2 separate regions of the Homo sapiens genome follow, and region 1 is linked to region 2. The links are chromatin loops, found by intact Hi-C in ENCODE. Cell type or tissue: endothelial cell of umbilical vein. All regions are shown on one strand.

The links. Peaks named below come from ENCODE experiments on the same cell type or tissue, not always from the same donor. Only the 100,000 strongest peaks of a DNase experiment are listed, where the experiment ranks them.
Region 1: it touches region 2 in a loop (8-fold over the local background); 3 of 110 quality-filtered maps call a loop at or near these places.

What each region holds. Positions count from the first base shown.
Region 1 is chr2:234,978,496-234,983,495 of GRCh38, forward strand. All of the region lies in intron 1 of SH3BP4 (SH3 domain binding protein 4), which reads left to right. It overlaps LOC105373939 (a long non-coding RNA gene), which reads right to left and starts at 283. Exons shown (of 3, transcript XR_924008.1): 1 at 192-283; 2 at 1-70. RefSeq lists enhancers at 1,843-2,580, 4,965-5,000. In endothelial cell of umbilical vein, no CTCF peak of the experiment used is centred here; DNase peaks (open chromatin) are centred at 126, 1,016, 2,146 and 2,976; H3K4me3 peaks cover 1,741 bases; H3K27ac peaks cover 5,000 bases.
Region 2 is chr2:234,821,219-234,826,218 of GRCh38, forward strand. It overlaps LOC101927896 (a long non-coding RNA gene), which reads right to left. Exons shown (of 9, transcript XR_002959457.2): 5 at 3,715-3,895. Among named protein-coding and RNA genes, the nearest start is that of SH3BP4, 130 kb to the right of the region's middle. In endothelial cell of umbilical vein, no CTCF peak of the experiment used is centred here; a DNase peak (open chromatin) is centred at 2,773; H3K27ac peaks cover 1,864 bases.

The DNA of each region.
Region 1 (5,000 bases), 160 kb after region 2:
GCTGACTGGTGCGGTGAACTCTCCGGCTGGGCTCCTTTCCTGCTGCAGGTGCCGCGTCTCTTTCTTAAGCCTGTGTAGAAAGTTCTTTTGTCCGGGTGACATTGGCATGATTGAATCAGTGCCAGAGCCAAACAGGATGTGGTTCTGGGCGACTCCCAACTTCCAGCAAATCCGTGGTTGTTTTCAGTTACCTTAAGAGGGACAACTGAAACAGAGACAAGCACCCCAACAGTAGGGTGCTTCGAGGTCCTGGAGGGGAGCCCTGGCCCTGTGGAGAGAGACCGAGTCGTGCAGCGTCCGTGGCCTGCATTTGAAACTGAAGGGCAAGAGGCTGGTGAGATCCGAGAGTCATGCCGCTGCGTGGAGGAACATGCTGAACCTCTGGAGGAACGGCTCTACCTCCAGGTCAGGCTGGAGGCTTTTGCATTTGGTTTGGCGAGGAGAGACAGCAGGATTTCTGGGTGCCGGACATGCTTCTCGGTCAGAGCTGGTGCGTTTCTTTGCAGGGCAAGGTGGAGGCGGGGATGCCAGGGAGGCATCTGCTGCATTTCTTGAGGTTTCACAGGGTGCAGAGCCCCTGTCCTCACTGTTCTGTGGGGTGCTAAGGGAGCAAGCCATGTGGTCCCTGAACTTTGAGTAGATACAGGTAATATTTGAAAATATTTGGGAATGTTTACACAATCACAAAAACAATGAACACTTGTGTAGCCACTACTCAGGCCAAGAAATGGAACTTAACTTTGAAATTCCCTTTGCCCCTCCCAATCCCAGCTTCCAGCTCCCGATCCTCTCCCCTTCCTGCAAAAATGTGTTTATCAGATAAACCTGAAGCATTTGAGGGAGTCCCTGTCCTGAATTTCGCAGTTGTCATTCTCTGCTGTTTTTTAGTTTTATCACATGGGGTTGTGTTTCTAAGCAACATCGTTTGTTTTTGTTTTTAACTTTTATGTACATGGAATCATGCAGTATCTTTTGTGGCTGGCAGACTCTGAGATGGCCTTCAGTGATCCACACCTCCTGGTGTTCACATCCTGTGAAGTCCCCTCCCTTTGGCGTGAGCCGAGCTAGCAACTTGCTTCTAACCAGTAGGATGCATCCAAGTTGATGCTGTGCCTTCCTCCCGTGATTACATTATGTGGGCTTAGAACTTCTTCCTTGACAACAGATGGTCTCCCCTGCTGGCTGTGGTGGAGCAGGCTGCCATATAGAGAGGCCATGTGGCAAGGAACTGAGGGTGGCCTCCCCCGGCAGCCAGCATGCAGTTGAAGCCTCAGTCCCATGGCCACAAGTAACTGGATGCTACAACAAGCAGATGACCCTGGAGGACCCCTCCCCCAGATGACCCTGGAGGACCCCTCCCCAGTCTAGCCTTGAGATGACACCCCAGCCTGGGCCAAGACTTTGATGGCAGCTCTGTGAGAGGCCCTGAAGAAGAGAGTCTCTTCTTTACCAGTTAAGCCACATCTGGATTCCTAACCTACAGAAACTGTGTGATAATAGAAGTCTGTTGTTTGGGGCGATTTGTTACACAGCATTAGGTAGCTAATACATAGTCTTGCAAGAGTTCGTTTTTTGGCTGAGCATTATGTTCTTGAGGTTCATCTGTGTTGATACCTGTAGTTGTAGTTCATCTGTTTTCATTACTATGTGCCTTTCCCCTGTAAGTAGTCCCCCCCTTATCTGCAGGGGATACAGGGCCCCCAGAAGGTGCCTGAAACTTCAGATAGTACCAAACCCTGTATGTACTATTTATTTTTTCCTATGTATACATGCCTATGAGAAAGTTTAGTTTGTAAATTAGGCACACTGAGAGATGAACAATAATGAATAATAAAATAGAACAATTATAGCACTATATTGTAATAAAAGTTGTGTGAATGTGTTTTCTCCCTGCCAGAATATCTTATTGTACTGTAGCACCTGTTTTGGGACCACAGTTGGCCAGGGGTAACTGAAACCATGGAAACTTGGGGTGAGGGGGGACTGCTGTATGTTAATGCCTTAGCTTAATTATTCTTTCTGCTCCTAAAGGACAATAGGTTGTTTACAGCCTTTGCTATCAAAAACCACACTTGCTGTGAAGGTCTTTGTACATGACTTCCAGCTCAGCGTGCAAATGTTTATCTAGGGAGTGCGGCTGGGCCTTGGCTGCCAGTCCAGCTCCACTTCCCACAGCAGCCTTCAGGTTCGCCCAGGCTCCTCCGCATGCTCCCCTCCCTCAATATTGTCCGCCTTTTTTTCACTTGGGGGGATGGTCTGATGGGTGTGAGATGGTATCTGAGTGTTTTTATGTTCTGCCAGAAGCTAATGTTCACTGACCATTCTGATTTCCTCCCATGCGGAAATCCTTTTTGTGGTTTTTGCCCGTTTTTCTTACTGAATTGTAGGAGTGCTTTTCGTTTTTGTTTTTTTGAGACAGGGTCTCACTGTGTCGCCCAGGCTGGAGTGCAGTGGCGCACAAGCTCTGCCCACTGCAACCTCCGCCTCCTGGGTAGCTGGGATTACAGCCTTGTGCCACCATGCCTGGCTAATTGTAGGAGTGCTTTGAATTTTCTGGAAAATAAGCCTCTCTTAGTTACGAGCATTGCAGACACTGCATCCCGGTTTGTCCCTTGCCCTCATGGGCTTTTAAAATCAAATCAGGCACAATTCTGAATTTTTCTGTCCCGGGAGGATAATTTGCAGAATTACACTTTTGCGGCATTCCTAGTCCTGGCCTGTGTGTCCTGGTCTTTGGGTCATGGACTGGTGCCTGTGGACTCGGCCCCTGTTTATCGCTCTTGCTTGATGCTGCCTTCCTGAGGTGGAGACTGCTGGGCTCTGTTCCCGTCTGTGGCTCCCCCTCTAGTCTGGGAGTGCTTTCCTGTTCAGATAGCTCATTCCAACCTCTTAGTCACTTTGGAGAGCCTCGTTCAGTGAGTCAGCACGGGACCTGGAGCTCGGGGACCCCTCACAGCCAGGCCAGTGCACACTTGGAATCTGCAGTTTGTCTTAGGCCCCTGAAGGTGATTGCTTGACCGCAGAGGAATGCACGGGTCTGGGGAGAATTTGCCCAGCGTGTTTAGAAGGAATGCATTCCTGGAGAAAGTTAAAATTAGAAAAAGCTGCTACATTTCCTGCCATTCAGTCGCAGTTGGCTGGTGTTTGTTTGCACAAGGATTCTTTGGTAACAATCTGCAGTCGGTTTCTGGCGGAATGTGAGGTGAAGTCACGACTGACTTTCGGGATGGAGGTGAGCGGTTTCCACAGGGATCTTTGTTGTGGGAGTGACTGCTTTGTTTTCCGAGTTGTTGCAGAATCATACCGGAGTGGAAAAATATTACCGAAACAATCCCTTGTTGATAGTTAGCAAGAAGATTATTTTATTTATTCTAGAAAACAGCTCTTTAGTGGGAAGCAAATATCGTGGAGCGCATCTCTTTGTAAGCTCGGCTGCCATTTTCCCGTCCCCGCCTCCTTCCTGGGTGGCCACCTCTGATGTCGCCTCCTGAGGCTGGGCTTTTTGGGAAACTCCCTCTGACTGGCACAGGCAGTGGGGTCCAGGTTGAGCAAATACAAATGCAGAATACCCGGGTCCATTTGAATATCCGGGGTAATGTACACTAAAACATTATTAGTTGTGCACCTGAAAATTCGATGTAACCGGCTGTTCTGGGTTTTGTCTAGAGACCTCTCCCGGCCCAGCTACACTTTGAAGCCCGCTCTGTCCTGGTCTCTGGTGGTGCCTGGGCCTCTCCCAGCTGAGCGGGGCATCGCTGGCACCAGGTGGGCTATTGGCACCAGTGGGCACACCTGTGGCTTTGCAGGGTTTTGTCCACTTCTGTGTTGGTGCCCTCCGCCTGCTGGTGCTGGGCTGGGGTCGTGTGCCCACTTTATGGAGGCGGAATGGAGAGGCCGGAGGGTTACCAGCCTGTCCAGTAGTGTGCAGCTCGTAAATGGAACTGTTAGTCTATAGGTCTCAAAGCCCAGCAGCTGGAGGGCACAGGAGAAATTAAACCATCTTCTTCCCTGGGGAGCAAAAAAAGATGGTCAGAAACTCACGCACAGGGAGGAAGTGCTGTGGGGCTGAGAGTCTGGGTGGCAGGTGGGCTATCCCCGAGACCTGGGAACACAGGCTGCGGGGAAGCCTCAGTGTGGGGCTTGAGGGAGAGGCAGTTTTTGCACAGGCAGGGAGGGGACCAAGGAGGCATTCCCTAGTCACAGGGGCAGTGGGCAAATGGGAGGAGGTGGGATATGTATAGGGGAGTTTGAGGGTGGGGCCGCTGACCTGGCTGGAGTGACCAGTGGATGCCATGGAGTCTGTCCACGTGGGGTAGGGCAAACTGCAGAGAACCCCGAAATGGGGCAGGGAAGCCTGGCTCCAAGGGAGGAAGAGGCAGGAAGGAGCAGGCACCCTGTGCTCTTGAGCCGGGGATAATACAATGATGATGAGGCAGTGGGGCTGTAAATTTGGTGGAGAGATGCAGCTGAGACCAGCGGGGAGGTGGTGGATCGGTGGACCTGAGACCAAACTGCCGATTACAGGTGCTTGGGAAGCTTCCTTTTCTGTTCAGGCAGCAGGTGCTATTGATGCAGCTGCTGCTGAGCACTAGTGCAGGCCTAGGGGCTGGGTGGGGATACAGAAGTGAGCAGGACAGGTGGGTTCCTGCCCGCAGGCCATACAGGCCAACTTGCGAAACACCCGGGTGCCAATTACCCAGGGCACTCCACACAGCCCGTTCAAGGTGCTTCTTGTTTTTGTCCCCAGATTTGTGCTTGAGAAGCTCTGAGTTCCCGTCTGTCCACCTGCATTGGCATATGGGTACTCTATAAATCATCCATCCATTCAAACATTGGCTGACTGCACCTGCTATGTTCCAGGTTGTTCCTGGTGAACAGGACAAAGTCCTTGCATTCATGGAGCCTGTTCTGGTGGGAGAAAAAGGAGAGAAGTAAATGACAGATACAAGAATGTCAAGAGCGGTGGACGAGACCAGGGGAGGGAGTGGGCAGCAATGGTG
Region 2 (5,000 bases):
CTTATTATGAGGCTGCCTGTCCCCTCCAGGAAGTCACATCTCTCCTGTCCCTCCCTGACCATGCAGTGTCTCTGAAACCCTTCGGTGGATCCCCATCACCCATAACACAAAACCAAACAACTTTCACTTGACACACAGAACCCTCCATAATGCAGCCACTGGCTATCTTTTTTAACTTTATTGCTTGCTACCTTGGTTAACCATCTATCCCAGTTGGCCTGGGACTAAGGAGATGGCCAGGATGTGAGACTTTCAGTGCTAAAACTAAGAAAGTCTGAGGCAAACTGACACAAGTTGCTTTTGACTCCAGCGCAGCTCCCTACACACCCTCAGCTATTTCCCCACCCACAGTGTTGTTTTGTGCTGTCCATTCTGCCCAGATCCTTTCTGTCATCCAGCCTTTTACTGGGCTAATTCTCATTTATGCTCCTAGACTGGGCTGAGGAGGTGCCTGAGGCTGGACACCTCTCTTGCCTTTATGCTGGCAGACCCATGGGCGAGCTCAGGGCCTCTCCTCTGTCCCCGTAGAGCACTTGGGATGCGACTATCACAGCCAGGTCACTGCATTGAACATTTCTCCTTGTGTGTCTGCCTCTCACACAGGATGGTAAGCTCTCAAGGCCGGGACCTGTGTCTTACTCCTCTTGTATCCGCAGAGTTCAGCCCAACACCAGGCACGTAGGAGGAGGTTAATCAATGATTGATGGAATCAGTTATTCAGGAACCCCAAGCATAATCCTTTGTGGGAAAAAATGTCATTGCTAATTTAGGAATCAATCCTAATCCTAATCAGTCCTTTAGCCATTTTGAATACAGGTACCTTCCAGTTTAGCTTTTCAGATGCAGTTTCCATGAGGAAACTGACCCAGAATTGACCAATAGCCCTGGAATAACTTCTGTGTCATCAGACGACAATGATTAATTTTGGAAATGTGTTACCAGATACTTAATTTACTGCAAGTTCATTTTGGAAATGAGATATTTAACAAAATATGCTTTAAATTTGACCATAATAACACATTCTTGTCATTCTACAGGGATTACTATAAGCTTAAATGATGTAATAAATTTAAAGGTGCTTCAAAACATTTCAGCACTGATATGAACATAATACATTACTATGAAGGTCATTTTTATCTTCATGATTAATGTGGTGTGGTCTCCTGATACATCCCACAGAAAACTGAGAATCTGAGGAAGTAGAAAATGGATATAGTTTTGCCATTTATTAGCATGTGGCTCAGGCAAGTAATGTCACTGTTCTGAGGCTCCATTTCTATCAAAAACAAATGAGGACCATAATATCTACCACATAGGGCCAAAATCAATGAGCTAATGTACGAAGAAAGCCTAGAGTTCCAAAGGAGAATGGCGTTGGTGATGATGGTAGTGTTGGACAGAGATGGTGTTGATATGATTGTGATGGTGATGGTGACGGTAATGACGATGGTGTTGATGATAGTGATGGTGATGATAGTGTTGGTGATGAAGATGGTGTTGGAATGGGGATGGTGTTGGTGGTGGTGATAGTGATCGAGTTGGAATAGTGGTGGGGTTAGGATAGTGATAGTGTTGAGATGAGGACAGTGTTGGTGATGGTAGTGATGGTGATGATAGTGTCGGAATGGGGATGGTGTTGGTGGTGGTGATAGTGATTGAGTTGGAATAGTGGTGGGGTTAGGATAGTGATAGTGTTGAGATGAGGGCAGTGTTGGTGATGGTAGTGATGGTGATGATAGTGTTGGAATGGGGATGGTGTTGGTGGTGGTGATAGTGATTGAGTTGGAATAGTGGTGGGGTTAGGATAGTGATAGTGTTGAGATGAGGGCAGTGTTGGTGATGGTATTGATGATGGTGATGATAGTGTTGGAATGGGGATGATTATGGTGATTATGATAGTGTCAGTGATGGGGATGGTGTTGGAGATGATGATGGTGACGATGATGGTGATAAGATGGGGATGGGGATGGTGATAATGAAGGTGCTGGGATGGGAATGGTGATGGTGATGGGGGTGTTGGGTAATGGGAATGGTATTGGTTATTATGACAGTGGTGATAATGATGGTGATGATGATGGTTCTGGTGATGATGTTGTTTATGGTGATGGTGTTAGGATGGTGCGTTTGAAAGCTGACAGAGTGAAGTGCCATAACTTGGCTTAGTGCGTTGCTCACAAGGAAAGCATTTAGTAAATTTCTTTTGACTGAATGAGTGGAATAAGTGGCTTTGGGAGGCCTTTTACTCTACTACACTTTGTCTCAATATTAAATTCAGCAGCCAATGATATCAGAACCCAAACTGTATTTACATAAATGTGAAGGAGAGACTGGCTTTCTGGGGACTGACATTTTTGCTTGATACTGATTAACTTATATATTTCAACTGAAATCTGGTTTCAAATGTTTGAGATTTTGAATGTTTTGCCTTCTCTTTTTTCCTTTGCCCACGTATGATCTCAGTTTGCTTTGTGACCCCTGTTGAGCAACGCAGAGGACTTTCCAGCTGTGGCCTAGGGCCGATGCTCTAGTCCCTCCGTGCCTGACTGCACTTGAATGTAAGACAGAGCTGATCATGAAGAATACTCTCCTTTCCCGTAAGCACCACTTTGGAGCAATGACTAGAAGAAAGGTCCAAGCTCAGCTCTAAAATTAAAATTAGCCATGTTTCATCAAATGTAGACTTTGGCAAAGAAACCATTTCTGCCTCATAGTTAAACTCTGAGTGTAAACAAAGAAGTCACCAAAGACATGTGACTCCTTCTTGGCCAGACAATAGGGGTCACTGCCCATGTCTCTGAGTCAGAGGTAGTATCCATTCCTCCGCCAGCTGGTTCTTCCCAACCAAACACCCACACTGCAACTTAATGATTAGCCATTATTCTTTCTTTCCTCCTCCTCTAACCAGCCCTCCGTAGCAATGTCCAGGCTCATTCCACAGATGTTTGTGTGAGAACAGATCTATGTTAAATCCAGATGAGAAAAATGCCTGAAAAGGAGGAAATGATTTAGTTTAACAACAGAGGACTTAAGTGCAAGCAGATTGACATTAGTTTGTGCCTAGAAATTATGACACATCTGCAATCCCACAGAGGAATTGTGCTAAATGGGCCCACACAGCAGGAGCACTGGCCTGAAAAACAGCCTCATAACATGGAATCTGCTCCCAGATACAGAATAAGTTATGTGTTTTTTTAAGAATGCGATCTCGTTGCACACATAGAAGCATTTGTGTTATCAACTCACTTCCTCAAAAATGCTTGTTATTGGCATAATTTAAATTAAGACCATCAAACTAAGCTCCAGAAAGAGCACAGTGTTGTAACTAAGGAGAAGAGACAATATACTCTCAGAAATTATTATTATTATTATTATTATTATTATTATTATTTTGAAACAGGTCTCTGTCACCTGGGCTGGAGTGCAGTGGCATGATCTCGGCTCACTGCAACCTCTACCTCCTGGATTCAAGCGATTCTCCTGCCTCAGCCTCCCAAGCAACTGGGATTAGAGGCACCCACCACCACACCTGGCTAATTTTTGTATTTTTAGTAGAGATGGGGTTTCACCATGTTGGCCAGGCTGGTCTCAAACACCTGGTCTCAAGTGGTCCACTCTCCTTGGCTTCCCAAAGTGCTGGGATTACAGGCATGAGCCACTGTGCCCAGCCAGAATTCTTCCTTAAGGACCAGAGATATCATAACCAAAGTTACTTACTGAGAAGTGCATCCTCGACTTCAGAAGTGATTTTAGTTTTGATTTTTGGTTACATCTGTCATCTGTTCATTCATTCACTCATGAATTATTTCTCGATCACTTGCTAAGTGCCAGGCTGCATGCTGTTCTACTCACAGTATAATTCTTCTTTAAGCATTTATTACATTCTAAAAGAAATTTCCTGCAAAAAAAAAAAAAAAAAACTATAATATGTGATTAAGTTCAAGTTGCTATCTCTAAGTCTTATTAAGCAAAGCTATAGTATAAACTACAGAAAGATCTATGACCCTCTTCACTTGTCTAGTTAATGACATTAAGTTTGACTATGAGAAAATATTTATTTCCTTTAGTGTAAAAATGTATATCATTTCCTAAAGTGGAGACCATTTTTAGAAGCATTAACAGTCCAGACGTGTTTGGACATTAGCACCATTTTATTTTGCCTGTCAAAATAAAGATTTTATCCCAGCTGTTTTCCTCTTTCCAAACATGTCTTTCCACATGATCTGGGCTGAATTGTGTCTGAGAAGTATAAGTGAAAAACTCACAAATCACTGTGAATCTAAGATCCAAATATGTCATCTTAATTCTGGTAACTTACTCTCTTGAGACTTTGTATGAAGGTGACAATTTCTCAGAGAAAATATCCCCTACCTTAGAAATGAAGGCTATCGGGGTGTCAATCACTGAAACATGACTGAAAACAGCAACGCAAAGAGATTTTTAACTCCTGAATTGTCACGTGTCTGGAGCAGATGTGCCAGAACTGGTGCACACATACATTGCTGGTGGTCCTGGACATTGATGCGATCCTTTGGGAACACCATTCACATTTCACAAGTCACAAAAGTCTTACTTCGTGTTGGATCAGTAATCTCAGTCCTGGGAAAATGCCTTTGGAAACAGCATCTTTAGTGTTGGAAGCAATATTGTCACAAAGATATGTAATCCAGACAGCAGCCAAGGCATTGCTGCTGCTTGAGGAGATCTGATTAGCATTCATTGAGCTCTTCAGTTCCACCACAGCCTTGCCAGGACTTTGTGCATTTTAAGGAGACGCAGCTTCTCCTGGTCACCTCAGTCCTCAGGCTCTTGCTTCTGCACACATTGACTTCACTGCCATCATGTCCACTATGAAAGGAAACTCAGTGTCTTCGTTGACACATACACCTACACACCTGTGCACACGCACCTATGCTCAGACACCTTTCCAAGCTCACACACCTGTGCTCACACACACACACCTGTGCTCACACACACACGCCTGTGCTCTCTCTCTCTCACAC